Regions from separate parts of the Mus musculus genome. Here region 2 is linked to region 1. Evidence: chromatin loops called from intact Hi-C (ENCODE). Cell type or tissue: left cerebral cortex. All regions are shown on one strand. Links, peaks and the distances in the headings refer to the core of each region. The heading gives the core; the rest is flanking DNA.

Region 1 (8,324 bases), core at 162-8,161:
TATTCCTTCTAGTTTAGTTTATTTTGTCCTTTGTTTCAAACATCTCCATGTAAATGGTTTATTTTCACCTTTATTTAATACTTTTCTTCTTAGGCTTGGTTTTACAATCTTAAAATTTTAGTAGTTTTTTTTTTCACTAGTGTTCTTTAGTATACATATGACGTAATCTAATTTCCTTTTTTTGTTTGTTTGTTTGTTTTTTCGAGACAAGGTTTCTCTGTGTAGCCCTGGCTGCCCTGGAACTCACTCTGTAGACCAGGCTGGCCTCGAACTCAGAAATTCACCTGCCTCTGCCTCCCAAGTGCTGAGATTAAAGGCGTGAGCCACCACTGCTTGGCCTAATTTCCTTTTAAACTTGTTAGTAAAAGTACTTAATTTTTATATTTTAGGCAGGGTCTACTACTAGTCCTGGCTGGCCTGCAATTCACAATGTAAAGAATTCAAAGATCTGCTTACATGTCTCTTGGGTGCTGGGATTAAACATGTGTAGCACCATGCCCAGTTGAGTTCTTCAACATTTTTCTACTTTGGTTTTGGGAGTGCTATCATTTAGCTATTACTTTTTAGCTTTATCCCAATCCTTTACTTGTCCAAATTCCTATCTACACTCTAGCTTAACTCATGCATAGCCAATTACACAGCGTCCTTCGTTCACATATAAGCTTACATACAGTATTTGCCGTTTCTAATTCCTAGCCCCAGTTTATTGTATTTATACCGATAAGCACTGCAGGTTAGCTCAGTAGTTTCCAAGTTTTCCACAATAATACCTCATTTTATGCATCAAATATTTATGGAGCACCTAAGTTCCAGATATTTTGTTTGGTACAAATACTCGTGTAAACAGAACCCTGGCCTTGAAGACAGTCAGTCTCGCTCGCAGTCTGATGATCTAAGTAAACTTTAAGAGGCTTGGTGGGCAGTGAAGATAAGACGCACATAAACACTTTATAGCACTAGAAAATGAGAAGCAGAAGCAAGCACACATTTCCAATCGCACAGAAGAAAAGGGTGGTTTGGCTAGTCTCATTGTAAATGACCTAACAAAACAGCAAAACGAGAAGCCTAATCCATAATCCAGCCTGCCTTAAAATCACTTGGGAGATGTACGGGGGAGAACGCTTAGCTTGGTCCTCACTGAACTAAGAATAAAGAATGTCGCCTTTAGATTTAAGTTTCTCAGGTGCACCGGCCACCTAAAATTGTACATCTTTTCGCAGACCTGGTTCCCCAATAAACTGCTCCCTCGTTCTGAGCAGGCTGCTTGGGCTGGCCTTTTCCCTTCCCTCGGTCGACGCCGTGCATGTCACGCGTGGGGCCTCGCCTTGCCTGCCTGAGTCTCGCGTGGTGACTCTAATACGCGCGCAAGGGAGTCGGGAAAGAACCTGGCCAATCCAGGGAGCCAGACTGACAACCAGGGCCAAAAAATGTGTACTTGATTGACATGAATGCTGACCAATGAAAAAAGAAGAGCAGCGACGCTTCCGCCCCAATAGGCCGGCTGTTGGCAATTTCAGCCAATCGCGCCCAGAAACTTGTCTGGTGGGTGGTCCCCGAGGCGTGGAGGTTGGTGGCTGTTGAGCGGTTCCCGTGGTAAAGTCCCCGAGTGGAACATCTCTGTCGGAAGAGAGAATGAGTTTAGCTCTGAGGTCGGTAACGAGGAGGCCGTGCCTCCGTCCCCCCAGAGGGCCAGGGCGGGTGTGGACGGGAGACCGGGTCGGGGGCGGGTGCCCAGCGCCGAGCACCAGACCTCGGCGGTTCCCGCCTCCGGGCACCGCCGCAGCCCGAGTGAAGTCTCGCGAGGTTTCCCTCACGCGACTGCGGGACTCAGCCCTGGTTGCCTGATTCCCCCTGGAAAGTCGCAGGAGCGCTCGCCTTTCTCCCCGGGCCCCGAGGCACGCTGTGCTCTAGGCGTCTCGGGTGGAGCTCGTTTCCGTGACACCGTCCTTTCACTTCCGTCCATCCCTCCCCTCATTGGCTCCTCACCTTGCCCATCTACAGTTAAAGGTGCCCCGGGCGGGCCGCGCCGCGCCGCCCCTTTGGCTCCGCAGGGTGACGAAGGAGGCGGGAGCTGGCGTGGGGGTGTGGCGAGTGGGGGCAGCCGGGGTCACGTGGGCCACTGGGCCGGCGTCCCTGAGCCCGACGGCGTCCAGACGTAAATAGCGCGAGCAGTTAGTTAGCCGAGTTTCAAGGGTTTGAGGTTTAAAGCTTCCATCTTTTAGAACGTGCGGATACACGTGCTGTATCCTCGTTTACACATTTGGACCGCTTTTTGCATTGGCAGCTTTTGAAGGCAGACATTTTCAGATCCAAGTGCCCTTTTTAGATTTTTCTTTAAGCTTCTCCAGAGTTTTAAGACGTTTAACCTATCGTTTACATGTTAAGTGAGAGTTAAAACACTTTTAAACATCACGTAGACTTAAGCACGACTATTAGATGCTGTGATTTTTTTTTTTTTTTTTTTTTGGTGTCTAGTATTTGAATGTTTAGACCCTTTTATATTTTGCCTGGCTAATATCAGTGGAATAAAACCACAAAGCAGTGTTACAAATGTATAATCTAAAAACATTTTGAGCTTACAGTGCAAAAGTAATCTTTTAAGTTTTATGGTTGTTTTTTTGTAGTAATTGTGAGAATTTATAAGCTGTCCAAAATCAAGTCTATTCTGGTTGATTGTTTTGTTCTTTATTTTTGGTAGATGACATTGTTTTGTTCTTTATTTTTGGTAGATGACATGAATAATATGTATGGTGTTTTCGGTGCTTTTGACTTTGTTTAGGATTTCTCTTATAAAAGTACATTTGACTACAGGACATTGATTTAGGGGCAGTTCCTTTATTTGCCAGGCTACTCTGCTTTGTTAAAATTTAGAAAATGAATCTTTGTCCTAAGATGGGTTAAAGTGGCCTAAAGACATTTTTCTGTGTCCTAGAGGTGAGCTTGTAGTAGACAAAACAAAAAGGAAAAAACGAAGAGAGCTCTCTGAAGAACAGAAGCAAGAAATTAAAGATGCTTTTGAGCTGTTTGATACCGACAAAGACCAAGCCATAGATTATCATGAATTAAAGGTAACAGGGGACTTTTAAGACCCATTTTTGTTTAACTCAATTGCATTTGTGACTGTTGCTTTAAAGTCTATTTTAGAAGCTTGTCTCGGAACTGTGAGGCTGTTTGTAGTGCCCACCCACAGGTGGTACAAGAAAACAGTACAAACAGAATATGGCTTGTAGAACCTTGTATTTAAGTGCGTAATGATGGAAAGTGTAACTTCTCCATTCACCCAGTTAAAGGGAGAGTCCTTAGCATGCTCTTCCCACTGCTGTTTTCCTCTGTGGGATGGTATATAGCTCAGCTTTTTAAAACACGATGTTTGTGGCCTATGCTTGTTGCTTGTGCAGACCTGTACATTCCATGTGTATCATGTGCAGTGTAGAGTACGGCCTTGTGTGCCTTCCAACACTGTTGCCTTGAGACAGACTGTCTCATTGAATTGGAAGTTCAGTACTTCTGAACTAGGTTGGCTAGAGAGTGAACTCTGGGGTCACTCCAATCAACACACCTCTGTCACTGGCACCTGCAGCCAGGCCTGTCTTTTTACATGAGTGCTGGGGATTTGAACTCTGGTCCTCAAGATTGCAGGGCGAGGAGCACTCTTACTCACTGAGCTATCTCTGTAGTGCAACCTAAAAAGTTTTGAGATGGAGAGATAGTTGCCTTTGCTCAGACATTTCTGAGATTGAGCTTTTAATTTTTAAAATAGTACTAACACACTCTTAGTGTGCTCGTCTCTGTTACAAAGGATATAAATTGTCTGATGCCTAATGTTGCTATGTGCTGAGGGAAAATACCCAATTTAAGGATTAAAATTACGAGTAAAGATCGAGGGGGAAATTTGTTATGAACACATTTCTTATGTTCAACCCAGTGAGAAAGATAACATTTGATATCTTAAATGTTAACTGTAGTTTTAAATTGGGCAACATTGTAGGTGATTTTTAAGCATTTCAAGTAGGGGTAGATAGAAACTGAGGTGAGAGGATAGACTATCTGAAAGTATTACAGGCCTGAAGCTGGGGCCTCAATATTGAGGCCCTCTGTTCGCTCCTTCCCCATCCCACTTGTGTCTTGCTGCCGCTCCCTCCCGTGCAGTCTGAGTCCGTCCTGTACAGTGTCTCGCCATTTGTTGGCATTGACTGTTTCGGTTTGGGACTTGGTTTCACAGCTCGAGCTTCCTCCTTTTCTATTCGTCTTTACACTACCCTTACATATCTATCTTTCTTGAATTCTTTGACCATGTTGTTAGCTCATAAGCCTTTCCTGGCTTCCTCTGCGTTTGTTGCCCTTTGATGCGGCTGTCTCCACTACCTCCACTTGTTACTGATTACTTCTGCTCAGAGCCTCCCTGCCTGGAGAAGGTGGCAGCTCTGCTCACAGCCCTCAGTCCCAGGTTTTGTCTCCCATCCTTTCCACCAGCTCTTCCCCTGTTTAGTAAGGGATGTCTGACATAAAGACTTCACTAACTAGTGACACAGCTCTCCTTTCCTGGTACTAGTAGCAGTTTTCTGTTTAAACTCAGTCATCTGAAACTAATTGTACCATAGTAGCTAATTATGTATGCTCTGGTGGGAAAGCCGATTGCTTGCTTGTTTGTTGAGAAAGGATCTTAATGTGTATCCTATACTAGTCTCAAACTTATGACAATCCTGTCTCAGTCTCCTGAGTGATAAGATTATAAAATTCCACTGTGTCAACCATGGAGGCCTGAAATTTTTCTGCTTTTTTTCCCTGCTTTTATGCTTTTGTCTAGCCTTTTAATAGTTGTGATATGTCTTTATTCCCTTGGTAACAAATAGTTATCTTTGTATTTAGTGCATCGTTTTATATATTTTTTGTAAATTCTTTTTAATTAGTTGGTCATATAAAACAGCAAAATGCCAATGAAAATAATTTCTATTTATTTTCAAAGTGAAAAACCAGGATGTTTCATAGTCTTAAGTTAGAGGTAAAAATACAGAATAATTGTGCTTTAGTAATCTGCTGTTGTCTTTTAAGATGGAAAACTTCCTTAGAAATCACTGATGACTTCTTTTGTAAGTAGTGCTTTACAATTTGTTTTTCCTTTTTAATCCAAAAGGTGGCAATGAGAGCCTTGGGCTTTGATGTGAAAAAGGCTGATGTGTTGAAGATTCTTAAAGATTATGACAGAGAAGCCACTGGCAAGATCACATTTGAAGATTTTAATGAAGTTGGTATGTACTTAGTCGCCTTTATACCCAGTACTTGTTGGAAAATTACGAGATTTTTGTATGTTTTCAAAAGAAAAAACATATTTCTAGCTATACTGTGAGAATTAGTGTTGGCTTTTGATGATTTCTTGAACGAGGAATTGTTGTCTAGATTTTATGGTTTATTAAAATTAATCACTAAAGGGTAACCAAAAATTATTTCTTGCCAGTAAAATAGAAGATTTAGTATCCTGATGTTTAAGATTATTAGTGAAGACTGCTGTGCGCTGTGACTTTTGTTAGTACAGTGGAGAGAAGAAGGAAGTAGGACATGGTGTCTTGGTGGGAGATGGGGACATGAAGTCCATCTTGTTAAGTTGACAGCTTGTTAGGCTCTGTACTCACTAACCTTAATCTCAGGGACAGTGCTGTGCTGTAAAGTTGAGACAACAGCAACGACACTGTTGTGAGGGATGTCTTTGGCAGGGTAGAAATAGGAGCACTTAGGAAATGCCACCTGAAGATGGTGGCAGCTTACTGTAGTTGGATCTTGGATAGTGATCTTAATGAGTTACTCAGGATGAGTTACTCAGGGTGTATACAGTTAAAGATTTTTCAATAGAAGATTCTGGAAGGCTAGGAATTGGCTACTGTAACTTAATTATATTGCTTACAGTGTTATATAGACATTATATGAATTATTTTGTTAAGTTACTGACCAATGATACCATTTTAGGGGTCATAATCTAAGCATGTAGTTATTTTCATATATTAAAAAATTAAAACTAATACAATTATATGTATATACAAAACCTTTATTTAAATATTAAAGACATAATACAGGAAAGAAAAGAAATGGAATGAGAAGGCAGATCCCCCCCCTTAGGAAACTCATAAGAGCACCACAGTGAAGTTAGCACAGGCTACCTTGGAACCAGATTCCAGGCTTCAGATCTGGGTTCTGACTCTGTAACTTGGTTAGTTTACTTGTCTGTGACTCGTTTTCATCGATGAAATGGGGACCAGTGTAATGTGGTTTCTGGGAGGTATGTGGGTGATGAGCATGTGAAATGTTAAGCACTGTACTGGATAGTAAGAGCTACTAAATGCTGGTGTTGGGATTAAGAGTAGTCCCAGCACTCAGCACAAAGAAGTAACCCAGGCTCTGGAAGTTTGAAGTCCACCTGGTCTGCATGAGGAACCCCAGGCCAGACAGGGCCAATGAGACCCTGTCTCCAAGCAAAACACTCCAAGAGTTTGTGCCAGGCAGAGAAAATAGTGCTTCCTTTGATGCAGAATGCATTTGTATTGTTGGGACATTAAAACATTCTATTCTATAATCTCATTGTTTTATTTTCTGTCTTTAACTTTTGAAGGCTATTTTAAGCATTATTATTCAGAGTTTTGTAAAACATTTTTTCATAAGTACTATTCTAAGTATTGCAGATTTTTATATTTTACTACTTCAGAACAGAGTTTCATATCACCTAAACCTTAGCTTTATGGACCATTTGTTGTTGCCTAAGGACACTGTCCCACAGATATCTGCAGATGTGCCTGGCTTATTGGGCTCTCCCCATGATGAGAAAACAGCCTTAAAGTGCATTCAGTGCAGGCTACCTAGCGTCCATCCGTCACTCGGCTGAGGCCAAGGAGGAGCAGGTGCTTCCGGAATCTCTGCTCTTAAAGGAAGGTCAATAGAAGTGAGAGATTTTCACCTCATCTGTTCTTGGCTTGTATTTCTTACATTTTAAAATCCTATCTAAAATAAAATGTTACAGTGTTTTCATTTTGAGTATTTATCCAGCACTGAAATTTTTGCATTTGGCGGGATGAATGGTAGTTAAGATTACCAAGAAATTGTGGTGAGGGCCTTAGGATGTAAGTGTAGTAACAGGACATTTTGATTCTGTGTGAGAGAGATTGCTGTCTTGGGTCAGAGTTGTTACCTGTAGCCCCGGGACTGAACCGAACTGTGCTCTCTGTGCGTCCCACATTTGTGGACGCTGCTTCTCTGCTACCAAATAGCATAGCAGTTTAGACTGTGAGCTTAGGACCCTGAAAACCTAAAATGTTTCCTATCAGGCCTTTTATAGGAAATCTTTGTCAAGCCTTCACCCAGGAAAATTTAAGTTTTTGCAAAGGGAATTTTTTTTTTTAACTTAAATCTTTAGGGATAGAAGATGTCCAAGAAGATTGTAGGAGTAGAGTAGATGCAGTCTAGCATAGAAGTGACAAAGCGGCATGGTACTACATGCTCAGCACGATGAGAAGCTTGATCTCATGCAGTCCCCTCTGTTAGAGGAGGGTCAGAGCACTGGGACGGCAGCCTTGAGTCAGACTGATGGATGGTCTTACGTAGTGAAGGAAGATGGGACTTCAGTCAGCGGAGTTTAAGGAATGGGAGTTTGTATTTTACAACAGTAATTGATGAGAAGGTCAAAGATGAGCTGAAGCGATTTTGGAGGCAGAAAGTTCTAGACTTTATGATCAAGATTGTTAGGGTGAAAAGAAAGAGACTCTATTTGAGAGTAAAGTAAGATAGTGTCTTCAGAACTCTAGTGTCCAATACTTGGATAATTAAGGGACATTTATGGGGTTGAGGGTAATGCCACTGTTTCAGAGTCAGTAATGCAGCTACCTTTCCTTCAGTGGAGGTCTAAGAGGCTGTGAAGCCCATAGAAGGACTTGAAAGTCCAATATTTTTGAGTTTGAAGTAAGTATTAAATGTTTGGATAGGAACTAACTTCTCTCTCTCTCTTTCTTTCTTTCTGTACTTTTTTTTTTTAAAAATGTAAGAGTGCTTTGTTGTGTGTATGTATACCTACATACCTGAAGAGGGTGTCCGATTCCTTTATAGATCCCTTTAAAGATGGTTGTGAGCCACCATGTGCTTGCTGAGAATTGAACTCTGGAAGAGCAGCCAGTGTTCTAACCACTGAGCAATCTCCCCAGCTCTCTAACTTTATCTTTTATGATTTTGATTTGTCTTTTCAGAATTTTGTTTCCTTATGTGATTTTTGTAAGATCTAATACTTTTGATGGACTGAAATTTCCAACAGTGTAGTCAAATTGTATACCTTTGTAATTGGTTTTAGT
Region 2 (8,324 bases), core at 122-8,121, 1.3 Mb after region 1:
GGCAGGCATGATGTTAGAGGAGTCAAGAGTTCTACATCTTGATCCAAAGGCAGCCAGAAGAAGACTACTTACTAAGTTAGGCAAAACCTGAGCACAGAAGGCCTCAAAGTCTACTTCCACAGTAACACACTTCCTCCAACAATGATACATCTCCTCCAATAAGGTTATATTTTCTAATAGTACCACTCCTTATGACCAAGCATTCAAACACATGAATATGTGGAAGCCAAAGCTATTTAAACCACCACACTTGTCCAACCTCTATTAACATCACTGAATCAAGTAGTTAATCTTTCTTGAATCTGAAGATGTCATTTATTCATGGTTCATTTCAGTTGAGTTTTCTTTTCTGTGGTCCATGTTGGTTTACTTCTTCTTCTTCTTCTTCTTCTTCTTCTTCTTCTTCTTCTTCTTCTTCTTCTTCTTCTTCTTCTTCTTCTTCTTCTTCTTCTTCTTCTTCTTCCTCCTCCTCCTCTTCTTCTTCTTCTTCTTCTTCTTCTTCTTCTTCTTCTTCTTCTTCTTCTTCTTCTTCTTCTTCTTCTTCTTCTTCTTCTCCCTTCTCCCTTCTCCCTTTTCTCCCTTTTTTCTCCCTTTTTTCTCCCTTTTCTCCCTTTTCTCCCTTTTCTCCCTTTTCTCCCTTTTCTCCCTTTTCTCCCTTTTCTCCCTTCTCCCCTCTCTCTCCCTTTTCTCCCTTTTCTCCCTTTTCTCCCTTCTCCCCTCTCTCTCCCTTCTCCCTTCTCCCTTCCTTCTCCCTTCTCCCTCCTTCCTTCTCCCTTCTCCCTCTTCTCCCTTACTTCTCTCCCTTCTCCCTTCTCCTTCTTCTCCTCTCCTTCTCCTTCTCCTCCTCCTCCTTTTCCTTTTCCTTCTCCTACTCCTCCTCTTATTCTTTAACTTTTTCTCCATCTTCTCTTGCTTTTACTTCTTCTATACAGTGTGCTTGTCAGCTGCTGCAAAGTTTCTTTGTTGCCTGTTTCTGAAGTTAGCTTAACTTCCTGAGCCAGTAGTGTCAAAGCAGAATGCATAGGGGTACTGTAGATTTCACATCATAGTGATTGAAATTAATTACTTACACTGTTAGCTTAAGAGCAAAATAAAATTGTGACTGTAAAGACTTGATGAATTGAAGTGTTCTTTCCATAATGTTCTATCCCATCCTATTTCACTTCAACCAGAAATTGGTTTGATTTAAAGTAGGCATACTTTCTACTTCTACTTTTTTTCAGGCTTGTGGTCTGTCATTCTTCTAATAATTATACCACCTGTATATTTTAACTTTATGTGTCCATGTAAGCCCTTTTTGTTATTCCTTTAAGCACTCTTTCTATCTTGAATTTGAGAATCATCTTCAAGCACCCAACAGCATATCCCTGTGCATTCTGTTTGTCACTGATATTTGGCTCTCTTGTTTCTAGGAATCACTATGATGTACAGCTTATTCTGAGCAGTAGGCAGCCACCTTTCCAGACAATCTGTCTTATTCTCTTAGATATCTTTGTCTTGGTGTCTTGACTCAATAACCTTGTCAAATCACAACCTTGATCCAGAATTTTTCTTCATGGAGTTTTCTTTTCCTTAAACAGTAGTTGCTTACGTGTTGATTTCCTTTTTAAATGAATATCCTCTCCTCAGTTATCCTCATTATCTAACACAATTTGGCTCAATGGGAGAGATTGCAGAAGTACTTCACTTCTGTTGAGTAAATAGCTTCAAACTACACTTCAGTTAACTATCCTGGCATCTGATATGACTGGGGAAAAGCTCTCACCTTTTGTTTTGTGCACAGAATTCAAACCAAATTTCTGTATATTTAGTATCTGTTGGTTATTGCTATTTTCCCCTTACTGTTATAATACTGCACTGCCTGGTTTTGCTTCTCTTTACTTTTGAGACAGAATTTCTCTATGGAGTCCAAGCTAACTTTGAATTCATTCATGTCCCGGCACCTGGAAAGCTGGGATTAGGGTTGAGCATAACCATGCCTATCCAAGTGTGAACCTTAAATGTCACCATGTACAGATGAAAGAGAGAGAATGCTAACTCCGAATTCTTTTTTAAAGGAACACTGAGCTCAAAAAAGATAAAGATATCCACTGACTTGTATATGTTTCCCAGGTAGTAAGTGAGAGACTGTATGTAGCCTTTTGGTTTTAGCTAACATTCAGTATTGCAAAACCTGAAAGAATTCTCATTATCTGTTGTAGCATTTAATGACTTGTGTAAGTATCCATTTAGATGGACATGATATCCATGTTGATTTTCCAAAGATTTCCTGAGCATTCACTGAGTACAATGATCATCCTAAGCCCCAGGGATGCATCTATTGTAAAGATGTACTGGCTACTGAGATAAAGCTACGAATAGGCATGGATTCAGTCAGCTGCTCTAGTTTATGGAGAAACAGCAAGGGTTCTCCATAGCTCCAGGGCATAGGTGAATATGGTGTACAGCCAGTCATTTACCACAATTCATAACTGTGTGAATGACCTGTAGTAGTAAAAAATATGAGAGATTCCCTCCCATTGCTGAAGCTTCAGACTAAACATAAAGGTGGGAGACACATGAACCTCGGCTTTTATCTTTCACTGATTTCTGACTGCAAGTGAAGAATGACAGCCCACTATGCCTTCTCCACCAAGATGAGATATACTTATTCAAACCATTTGCCAAAGCATACAGCCTTCCACCTGAGTGCTTTTACCAGGTGTTTGTCACTGTAATCATAAAAATAACTAATGCACCCATAAAGCATTTTTTTTTCTAGAATTCTTCAAAATTGTGTTTCATAACTAGGCAATGGGAAACGGGCAGAATAATATAATAATTTGTATGTATTATGACTTAATGAATTTACTAGAGAATTAAGGGGAGTAGGGCATATTTCCTATTGACCCATCTTATTAATCAGCATTTTAATATCATTTAATGATTATACATAATAATGGCAGGTTTGTACCTTTATTCAAGACACCTCATCCAAACCCTAGCACATGACATTCTTGTGTTTACATTGGTACTGAGGACATTAGGTTAGTGTAACTGAGTCACATCTCTCCACCCCATCTTCTTTTGATAGCCTCCCATTTTTGCAGTTTGTTCTAGTGTTCAATAATAACACCTTGCCTATTCTACCTAACCCCTTGCAGTGTAAAGCTGGTTGCTTCAGTATTTTTTCCCTCTGACATACTTGCTTTGTGCTATATTTAACTCTAGAACATTAGCATTCACATCCAGCAGCACAAAGGAGGTTGATGCTGTGCATTACCTCCACCACAGAAGCTGGGGCTGTTTCTGCTGTGCTGCTGGGGAAAAGACATGCAGATGCAAATCCAGGAGAAGAGCTAAGTGTACTTTCCGTACCAAACTAAATCCAGACCTTTCTGAAGCTGCATGTGCACAGGTTCATTCTTGCTTCTTTGCTCCCTTTTGCTTTTGCTTTCCAGTGCCACTCTCTAACTACAAAGAGGGAACGTGATAAAAGAATGTTGCCCCAAAAGAAGATTTTTTTTTCTTGTACAGGAAAAGAAGCACAGGCAGGATAACACCAACATCAGCATTTATATCATCCTCAAGTGACTGAAATTAGACATAGTATAAAGTGGCAGTGTGTGTACTTCAGTATTTCTTTGAACTGTATTGCAATCATGCCTCAGTCTAGGTCTGTCTAGAAGGAAAAGACCATGGCCAGAAACAGGGGTCTGGATACTCACTTAAGTTTCTAGGTATTTTTATTGCTATTGTAAAATATTTTTATTTATACCTTTAGTCCCTGAGTTCCTGCTCTCTCTTTTTTACTAGCAAGTTCTTCTTTCTGTTGCCCTTCTAGAAACTGATTTATGTTCTCAGACCACAGTGGCATCTTTCTTTCAGTTATTTCAGCTGCTCTTCACTTTAGAAAATGAAAATGAGCATTTAAGCTTCCCCCAGCTCATGCAATAACATATTTTTGTCTTGATATAGTTTTTTTTCTTATTAGAAAATAAATAACAAAGCAATACTAACTTGAGTATTGGGTATGAAAATTCCCTTAATGAATATGCTTTATATGTGGAGCAGATCATTATTTTATTCAGTTAAGGAATAGAGATGGTATTTAGAGAGAGGGAAACAGTGGAAAGCAATTGGAAGTGTAGGAACAATCATAAAAAAACAGAGAAAAAGAGAACATAGGGAAAGGGAAGTAGTAAGACACAGAGAGAGAGAGACAGAGACAGAAAGATAAAGAAAAAGAGAGAGACAGAGACAGAGAATCAGAGAGAGAGAGAGAGACAGAGAGACAGAGAGAGAGAGATTAGAGGGTTAGAAAGGGGGTAGAAATTGACCATCTAACCAACAACTGGAAAGCTAAGTCCTCAGAAGGAGGGACATTTTATGCCCTCTATGTCTGCTAGGGGTCTTTCTATGGGATCTTGAAGTATGAGCAGATGTCAAAGGTGCTATTCTAAATTCTATTCACAGAAAAGCTGGTCCTTCTACCTTTTCAAGCTCTAGGCTCCTATTGGAACCTTCCTTCATTCTTCTGTATCAAGACAAAACTCACTGGACCTTGAGTGGGCTTTTAGGTCAGAGTCCAGTGTGAGATAATTATGTGAAGAATCAGTTTTGTCTGCACCTCAGCAGATTTTCTGCTAAAGCAAACCTACCTGACAAATAAAAGTTCAGACATGGTCAATGGTGTGCGTGACAAGATGGCTCATACCCCCCCCACACACACACAATCTGACTGTTCAGTATTAATGTTTGACTTCATGAATATTTTGAGTATCACTATATTTCGATTAGGATAATAAAACTGGAAGAAAATATCGTGCATATACCTCTTATTCTTTCAAATGTGTAGGTTAAACACATTATCATGGAATCATTTCACAGACTCTATCAAAACTTCTAAACAGGAAAGGGAATGATAAAAAGTATTCATCTGATGGACAATTAGTCAAAATCTTTATATAGTACTGTTATGGTGTGGCTATAAGATATCCTTCACTGGCATTGGTGTTGAAGCTCTAGTCTCTAGCTCATGATACCTCTGAGAAGTAATTGATCCATGAAGTCACCGAGTTACCAAGAGGTTTACTCAATCATGTAGTCAAAATCAAAGGGGCTACTAGAATGTAGGTCCTTATTGGTAGCTGTGGGCTACCGTGTACTATGCCTGTAACTTTGTAGGTATGTTTGGTATGTTTCTCTCTCTTTTTTCCTCTCTTCTCTTCTCCTCTCCTCTCATCTTATCTTGTTCTCGTTCTTCCTGTTTCTCTTCTTCTTCCTGCTCCTCTTCTTTTGTTTCTCTTGTTCCTCTCTCTCTCTCTCTCTCTCTCTCTCTCTCTCTCTCTCTCTCTGTCTGTCTCTCTCACCCTCTCTCCTTCCCTCCCTTCCTCCCTTCCTTCCTCCCTCTCTCCTCCAGGCTTGTTCACTATAATTTCCACTATGTATCCACCATAGCACTCTAGGCCCTGGAAAAATGGAGCAAGCTACTATGACTGACACCTCTGGAAACATGAGCAAAATGAATATTTTCTCCATCTATGTGCTAAATATTACCTTAGTTGTTCTTCCATTTGTTCTGATAATATACTCTAACAACAGCGACATAAAAAAGGGGGTGTTTGTTTGCACTTACTTTTAAATGTTGTAGTCTGTCATAGAGGATACCATAACAGCAGAAATTGGGGCAGCTTTTCTCAAGTATCCAAATTATGAAGCAGAGACAGTGTATTTGTATAAGCTCGCATTCTTATTTTTATACAGTTCAGTATTCCAAAGCAAAGCGCAATGCCACTCATAATAGGTGAGTTTTCCCATCTCAGTTAAACTGATCAAGTTAATCTCCCAGGCATGCCCAGAGCCTCATTTCCCAAGGGGTTCTAGAACTCAACTTGACAACTGATATCTTAATCATCCTGGGTATTTTGTCACAGCAAAGAAAGGCTGATTAATGGGAAAAAAGTGTAAAAATGAAGTAATGATCTTATTTGCTATACCTGCAACAAAAGACCTGATGAAATATACTTTAAGAAAGAAAAAAGACATTGAAAAAACCTTACAATATTCATAATCATGGAAATAAAAACAATGAGTTCCACATTCCTGAATTGTCCATGATTCAATTAGAATGAATCATTCTTCTTGAGATCAGGTCCATTAAGTAAGAAATGGATATGAAGAAAAGGCCAAAAGCAGAGTGCTGGAGAGAATGTTGAGAAACATTACCAAGTGAAAGTGGGCATGCAGCACGAGAGGCTACACACAGATGACCGGAAGACTCAGCTCATCCTCAGCAGTGCATCATGAGCATTTTGAGTGATTCTAAGTAAGAAGCTGAGTATAACCTTCCATTTTATTTTCAAAGACTTTGAAATTGGCCATGTGTTATAGCAGAAAATATAGGGATTAGGGTTGGGGTCTGACTGACAGCAAACTAAACCAGCTATCACTTGTTCTAAGATTTGGAGCAAGATACTCAACATTGTTAAGTTGTATCTTGCTTGAAGCAAGTATCCTGGACAGATGATTTGTCTGACTTTTGGAGACTATCATATTTGCATTTAACACTACTGTTGCAGTTTTCTTGGCTTCCTTTCCTTATTTCACTTCAAGATATATGTGTGTTCCATTGTGTTTTTCTCCTACTCATTCCCACCCATTTCTTCTTTTCCCATAACTGCCTACTTATGAATAATCCTCCTTCTATCTGCATGATACATATTTATATTGAAAATAAAAAATTAAAATAAAATAAATTGTACCATCTAATTTCCCTATTCCTGTTAGATTTTTCCTTTTTCCACATGGTATCTCAAAAAGTTTCAATACATATCTCTGTGTTGGTGTATGTGTGTATACAGATACTGCAATTCTATAGTCTACCATCAATTTTCATGCAAATGTTATGAATGAACTCTTCTTAATATCTGAATAAATCTCCATTGTGCATGTGTAACGTATCTCAGCCATCCATTCTTCTATTGATGAGCATCTATGCTGACTCCACTTCTTGGCTACTAGGAATGATGTGGCAATAATCATAGATATTCAAACATCTCTCTGATGTACTGACTTAAATTTCTTTAGTTATACCCAGAAGTGACTATAGTTTGATCATATGGAAGTTCTGATTTTTTTCTTCCTTCCTTCCTTCATTCCTCTTCCTTCCTCCCTCTTCCTTCCTCCCCCTTCCTTCCTTCCTTCCTTCCTTCCTTCCTTCCTTCCTTCCTTCCTTCCTTCCTCCCTCCTTCCCTCCCTCCCTCCCTCCCTCCCTCCCTCCCTCCCTCCCTCTCTCTCTCTCTCTCTCTCTCTCTTTCTTTCTTTCTTTCTTTCTTTCTTTTACTTATCTTTTTTGAGGAACTACCACAGTGGTGATTTTCTTTTACAGTGTCATACCAATTGTAAAGGGTCATTTTTTCCCCACATCATTAGATAATTTTATTTTAATGCATTTTATTTGAAATAGAATTGCATCACTTCCCTCCCTCTTAGATACTCTTTCTCAAACCATGCCTGTGACCCTCACTCTCAAGATGATAATTCCTTTTTCTTTGATTATTATTGTTACACACACACACACACACACAGAGAGAGAGAGAGAGAGAGAGAGAGAGAGAGAGAGAGAGCTTTCTAATTTTATTTCTTTTTCTTGGTTTATTAGCATTAAGGTTTTAAAATTCATTTATTGTGTATTATTCGTTTATCACCAAGAACAAGAACAAGATCAATCTTCATCCCTATAAAAATTAAGCAAGAGAGAGAAACATTGCTGCTCATAAGTGTTGTGATATTAATGAGGCTCAGCCATAAATTACTTATCATCTGTAGTTTTTCTGATATGTATTGATGTGACAAATGTACACTAATGTCCTAGAATAAGAGATAAGTACACATTTAGTTGGTAAGACAGAACATTTCATAAAAGTATTGTAAAACCATCTGTACTAAAAATTTTGAGTATTTTATTCATTTTTTTGTACTTCTTTCCTTATTTCAAATAAAGATTGTTTTTCCCCAGGAACACACATATCACGTGGACTATCCTTCAGGCTGTCAGTCACAGAAAAGATATACATATGCCCAGAGTATACACTTGTGCTTGTTCAGTGTTATTTGGGGAAAATATGTTGCATGTTCTCCTGGCTCTCCTAGTTTTACATCTTGAATTAATGCAATTTATTCTAATTTATGGCAACTGTTTGAAAGGCTCTTTCTCCATTTTCTCATTTATAAAGAGGTTATTTACATGGAAGTGGAACACAGTAGAAGAGTGAATTGATTTGAAAAATCAGGTAGAAAAAAAACTGAGTGGACTTTGGTTTCACGTCAGCACTGTGCACAAG

What was found. A loop is a pair of places that touch in the nucleus more often than their neighbours do. Peaks named below come from ENCODE experiments on the same cell type or tissue, not always from the same donor. Only the 100,000 strongest peaks of a DNase experiment are listed, where the experiment ranks them.
Region 2: it touches region 1 in a loop (2.8-fold over the local background); 2 of 42 quality-filtered maps call a loop at or near these places.

What each region holds. Positions count from the first base shown.
Region 1 is chr13:81,781,709-81,790,032 of GRCm38, forward strand. It overlaps Cetn3 (centrin 3), which reads left to right and starts at 1,539. Exons shown (of 5, transcript NM_007684.4): 1 at 1,539-1,649; 2 at 2,933-3,068; 3 at 5,135-5,249. The coding sequence starts at 1,633. In left cerebral cortex, for the core only: a CTCF peak has its summit at 5,103; DNase peaks (open chromatin) are centred at 1,491, 1,981, 2,943, 3,290 and 7 more places; H3K4me3 peaks cover 3,573 bases; H3K27ac peaks cover 6,572 bases.
Region 2 is chr13:83,096,841-83,105,164 of GRCm38, forward strand. All of the region lies in intron 1 of Gm33073 (a long non-coding RNA gene), which reads right to left. Among named protein-coding and RNA genes, the nearest start is that of Gm33073, 20 kb to the right of the region's middle. In left cerebral cortex, for the core only: no CTCF peak of the experiment used is centred there; a DNase peak (open chromatin) is centred at 3,353; H3K27ac peaks cover 862 bases.